Linked DNA regions of Homo sapiens: region 1 is linked to region 2. A link is a contact called in ENCODE Hi-C or POLR2A ChIA-PET data. All regions are on one chromosome and are shown on one strand. The core of a region is the stretch at or near the end of the contact, and the rest is flanking DNA. Distances in the headings are between cores, read along the strand shown.

Region 1 (2,700 bases), core at 17-2,516, 3.7 Mb after region 2:
CTTTGCTTTATATTGTTTATAATGTTTAACCTCTCTGGTGGCCACCAGTTCTTAAAAGCTCCTAAGCATTTTCACAGAAAATATAAGAGGAAAACCAGCAATAGTAACAACGTCAATGGTGCCGGCAGACACAGAAAGACTCAGAAAAATATGGAGGCTCTAGGATGCCTGATAACAAGTCTCATTTCCTAAAATGAGATCTGGGGACTGGAGAAAGTGTTATCAACCAAGACAAGGAATAGGATAGACATCAGAAGTGCCCAATTCCAACACATTTTCTGAGACTCCTTTCCTAGGCAAACCTGATGAATGTGCAGACATAAATAGATAGTCCTACCATAAATTGATCTCTTTTTATCCTAAGTAATCAAGGTCCAGTCATTTCCCTCAAGCTGGGCTTCTATTGCTCTCTCTGGAGATTCAGCATAAACATGTCCTTGAAGTTTTGCTCAGGTAGATGAAGGTGGCAGAAAGCATGCAGCTACTGGGGTTAGTGGCTGTCCCCTGATTAAGTGCAAAGGTGGAGACCCATAGTTTATCCCCAGAAAGTTTCCATGCTTTCCCCTGGCATTTTCTCTCAAGCTTTTACAAGCCTTGTTCAGGGAGTGGAAACTCATTTTAAAGGTAGTTTAGACCCACCCTTCCCTTAAGGGAAATTTCTATGCAGGGGGAAAGCAAGCAAAACAAAACAAAAGTTACACTTCAAAGCCTTACAAGATAACCACAGGGAGAAGGCTAAGTCCTCCCAGTTACTCAGCCCTCCCCTGTGCTAATTGCAGGAGGTAGAGCCTGACTGTATTATTATTTGCATACTTGATCAGAAGAAGGGCCACAGAAGGAGGTCTAGAAGCTCAGCTGGTGTTTGACTGACATCTTTTAGGACTTGGACCCCACCGCCCACCCCCGCAACCAACACCACCACCAGTCCAGGACCTGATGTAATATTGCCACAGACTGATTCCCGTTGCCTTTGATATGCAACCTGTGCCTACAGTCAGCTCTCAGGGCTAAAGAAAACAGTCAGCTCCTGCGGCATCTGATTTGCCTCCTGCCCTCGCTGCTGTTAATCTGCAACACGCCACAGCCTCTAGATCGCTGCCGTTCAGAGTCGGATGTCATGGGGGCGACTGGCAGGGGTTCTTTCTTCTTTCGGTTTGATACATCCTTCCTTCCGCTGCTCCTCGCAATCAACCGCTAGGGGAAGGAGGGAAGCAGGCAGGAGGGAGAGCGGGAGACTTCCGGAAATCCCTTTCCTCCCTTCCCTTCACAGGTTGCCCCATAGTGACCCTGGAGACTCCCGCCTGCCCCCAGTGAAGGAATTGGTTACTCTCCCAGAGCCCTCCCGGGCATCGCCCCCTTCCTCACTTCCTCCTCTTCCTGCCCCCAGCCTCTACCCCTCCAGCCTCCTGTGGCTTCACAGGCAAGTGCCGCATCCCAGGAAGAAGGAGTTGGAGCTCCGTGATGGTGAGCTTTCAGACTTCCCCCTACAACCTCCGCCTCCCCAAAGGCACAGAGGCAAGCAGTGGCTTCCCTGGTATCATTTGTGGATCTAGGAGCATGAGGGAGCTATCGAAGACGGCATGTAGCCTGTTCTTCTTTCTCTTAGTAAACAATAATATCTAAATGTGCTAGAGGGAAAATACTTTTTAATTTATACTTTAAAACTGGTTTAGATTTTGAATGTATAGTCTGTTTTCCTGGAGTCCAATTGTAACATGAACCCCAAACCTAGGAGTTCTGTTTTTATACATCAGGAAGGGGACCAACCCACTCACCCATCCACCCATCTTTCAACTCACCCACCCACTCTTGTTTATAACTGCATAGTGGTTTATTTTGCCAGCACTAAACTATGCAGCTTGTTTCCCCTTTGCCAGCCTCTGCAGACAGAAAGCAAAGGCTGATCATTCTCAATTGACATGTGCACCCCTACTCTGAAGCTACAGCTGGATGACACCTCAGACAAATGCACTCATACATAAAAGTTTTTCTGCATGTTTTCGTTTTTGATTCTTTTATTGGAAGCATTTTTATGGCTGGGAGGTAGGTGCACATCCATTACAGTGAGGGGTCAGATATTAGAATACTTACGGTGCTTATAATTTTAATAGGATCACCCCCCTCATCCCTCATTGCCAATCAATTTCACTCTGTTTCAGGGTCACAGATCATACCCCTAATCCTGGCCAGTTGTCTCACCAATGTGTGTCACAAGCGGCCTGGGGCAAGAAAGTATAGATGACCCAGCATAACCGTTGCTTCTATTGCAAAGGGTACATCCTACAAAGAGCAGAACACGATTAGAGGCAGGCATAATTGCAGGCACTAAATTAGCATGGGTCTCTCAGCCAGGGGCTAATCTAAGCCAGACCTCACGTCATGGCAGGCCATGAGTACATCGCAATTACAATTCAAAAGAAAAGAGAAAAATCACCCTTGATTCTCAAATGTTTATTTTTAACACGGCAGATACTTAGCAATTATATCAGAGGCTGAGGCATCTGGAGTAAGCAAGAAAGGTGATTTGGGTTAATAATCTTTGAAAGGCTAAAGGATTTTCAATGTATGTATAAGACTGAGCCCTGTGCATGCTCCCCATTCTCTCCCTGACATCAGCCACATCCACCCCACCTCTGCCGCTACACGTTGGTGCTACCCAAGGTCTCCATTCACGCACTGTCCCTCTGCATCTCATGCTTC
Region 2 (2,702 bases), core at 113-2,612:
ATCTCCTGCGAGAAGGAGCTGGCACGGAGTGTCTAACCGTGCAAACAAAACCGGCTTCCAGGTTGACAAGTTGTAATTGCTCTTCCCCAGTTGGCTCCGGGGAGCTTTTTCTAAGACTGACGCCCCCCATGTTTGGTGACATTTTATATACGCCACCTAACAAACTTCTATGACCTGTCTTGCTAGGGTGGGGGGAATAAAAAGAAAAGACGACAACAACCTAGAAGGAAATAACCCATTTCCTCTGCAAAACCATCTTCCCTTGCTACGGAACTGCTTGGCGACACCAGCGCTTTCCTGCGGTTGGCAGCCCGGGAACCTTGAAGTTGCGCGGGACCGGCCGTCAGCCGCTGACAGTTCTGACAGTCCAGGTGGAGGACCCGCGCTCTGCCGGGAAATCCCCGGCTTCCCGCTGGGGACAAACGGTGGCCGCCGCAGGGAGTGCTGTGTTTGGGGGTCGGGGGAGGCAGGGAGCCCCACTTTCCCTCGCGCTGCCTCAGTGCCCGGCCTGCGTGCGCGCGCCAGCCTGGGGTAGGAAGGTACCTCTGACATTTCGCTCCTGCGACGCGCAGGCAACTTCATGCGGAAAATCCGCGGAGGGGCTGAGCCTGGAGCCCCCGACTCTTCCGACGTCCCGGAGCCCCCAACCCGGGGCAGGGGGCACTCAAAGGCCAGGCGTGCCTTTAGGTATCTTCCGGGACCCAACTGTACCAGGGTCACGGACATTCAACTCTCAGCTACCCACACCGGCGCGAGCGCGTCATCCCGGTGGCCCTGGGCATTCCTAACTGTCAGAGCGAATATTTTTGGGAATAACCTCTCCAAAATGTGAAGATGTTCAGTGGTCTCCTCCGCCTCCCATCACAAAAAAAGGCCCCAACACATATTTTTTAAAAAACAACCCACATCCCACAATCAAACTTTTAAACATGTAAAATAATAAACCAACTCACCAAGTTAGAAGGGAAGAGAATAAACCCCCAAAGGCTCCCAATAAGGCGGAGGCTTGGCCTCCCCCTCCTTATAAGCCGCTCGGTAACATGAGAAAAGGATTAACCCCTTAGGGGGCGGGCCCGACTCTAGCGCAAGTTGGCTCGGGCTGGTGAGGCCCGAGCGCCCGGGCCCTCCACCCACTCCCGCGACTCGGGCACCCGAGCCACACCCTCCCCCCGCCCCCCACCCCGGCCGCCTGCGACCCGGGCCGTGCGTGCTGCCGCCCGCGCCCCGGCCCCGCGTCGCTGCCTAGCTCTTATCCTATACCGGCTGCAGCCGGTCTCCGCCGGCCTCGGGGGCGCGCCGCCGCCGACCATGTGCTGCGAGCGCTGAGCGCAGCCAAGGAGGGGGCCTGCCTGGCGCGCGCGCGCCGTCCCACGTGGACCTGAGCCGCGCCGGTCGCGCGCCCGCCAGCCTGCCGCCTGGGCTGGGGGTCACGAAAGGTAACCGCGTCGCGGTCCGGGGCCGGGCCGCCCCCGCCAGCGCCGCCGGGGTCCTTGGCACAACGCCCCGATCTCCCAACCCGGGTGCGCCTCTGCGCGCGTGACCCGCCCAGACCCCGGAGCTTTGCTGCAACGCTAGTAGGAGCGCGAGCGTGCAGGGTGTTGGGGGTGCCTGCATCCTGTCTCGGAGCACCTCGGCCAGGCGCGAGCGCGCGGGTCCCCGTCCCCACCCCCGGGCGCCTTCCCGGCGCGCCCACCGCCCAGTCCCGCCCGCGCCCTGAGGATTTAGGGATTTAGCGGCGAGGGGGAACACGCGCGCGCCGGGGCTGATCCCGCGCGGCGCTCGCGGCTGCGGCGGCTTCGCGCCCGCCCCGGGCAGAACAGGTTCCTTCCAGTTTGGGTGTGAGCTGCGCGCGCGGCGCCTGAGTTCCTCCTGCAGCGCCCACTTCCCCCAGTTTCGTCAACTCGCGCACCCCCACAGTTCCCCTTCCGGCAGTGGGGAGGGAGTGTCGCAGTGGGCCCCAGGGAGCGAGCGGCCGGGCCGCTGCGGGTGCCTTGCTTCCCCCACTTTGCTGCACCGGCAGCAGCGGCAGCAACAGCATCCGCGTTGCGCGAAAGGAATGTGAGCAGCCGGGCTGAGTCAGCATCCCCGGCCCGGGGCGCGCGCGCACCCTCCAGGCAGTGGCGGCGTCGGCACAGGTGCATGGCTCCCATACCCGCGGGGAGCCCTCTGTAAGGGACCTGGAGGTTTAGACAGTCCGTGCCCCTCATCCCGTAGTCCCCGACCCCAAGGTCACCGTGAACTAAGCGGATGATGCACGCGAAATCTCAGGAGCTCCTCATGGGGACAAAGCATGTGTCAGATCCTAGACATTTCAGAGCCTGCGGGGGCGCAAACTTAGCTTCTTGGTCTCTACCTCACATCCCGAGGGCAAATTTGGAAACTGCTCGGAAGCAAAGGCCATGTTATTTGCATTCGTATGCAGACTTTGGCGCCGGCTGCTGCCTTCATTGGGGTTCGGAGAATGTGGTTCTGATGTCAGAAACTCAAGAGAGCCTAGTTTGGGAGTGCATGCACGGAGGGTCGCCACCGGGAGGAGTCGGCGATCTGAATTTTAATAAAAATCCTTCCTTGCTCGCTGAGTTCTCTCACCATTTTGGGATAGGCTCTCCTGAGTTAAATGCCATCCTTTGCCGTTGACAAGTTCTGGTTGTGTAAGTGGGGAGAAGATTCGTTGGTACAGGGTGCCTTGTATGGCCAGTAGT

Evidence for each region. A loop is a pair of places that touch in the nucleus more often than their neighbours do. ChIA-PET counts read pairs that join two places held with the same protein, here RNA polymerase II (POLR2A). Pooled maps may share reads with other maps.
Region 1: a map with no recorded cell type shows a loop between it and region 2 (9-fold over the local background). The contact joins the promoter of LINC01152 here to the promoter of ARSG in region 2. A Hi-C loop is called at or near these places in 1 of 37 single-sample maps with no recorded cell type and 2 of 50 pooled maps. POLR2A ChIA-PET finds 5 or more read pairs at or near these places in 1 of 52 experiments (OCI-LY7).

The regions. Positions count from the first base shown.
Region 1 is chr17:72,029,388-72,032,087 of GRCh38, forward strand. It overlaps LINC01152 (long intergenic non-protein coding RNA 1152), which reads left to right and starts at 1,267. Exons shown (of 3, transcript NR_110132.1): 1 at 1,267-1,464. RefSeq lists an enhancer at 392-1,162.
Region 2 is chr17:68,290,133-68,292,834 of GRCh38, forward strand. ARSG (arylsulfatase G) reads left to right here and starts at 1,363. Exons shown (of 12, transcript NM_001267727.2): 1 at 1,363-1,436. It overlaps SLC16A6 (solute carrier family 16 member 6), which reads right to left and starts at 995. Exons shown (of 6, transcript NM_004694.5): 1 at 954-995. RefSeq lists silencers at 1,131-1,820, 1,187-1,361 and an enhancer at 2,221-2,450.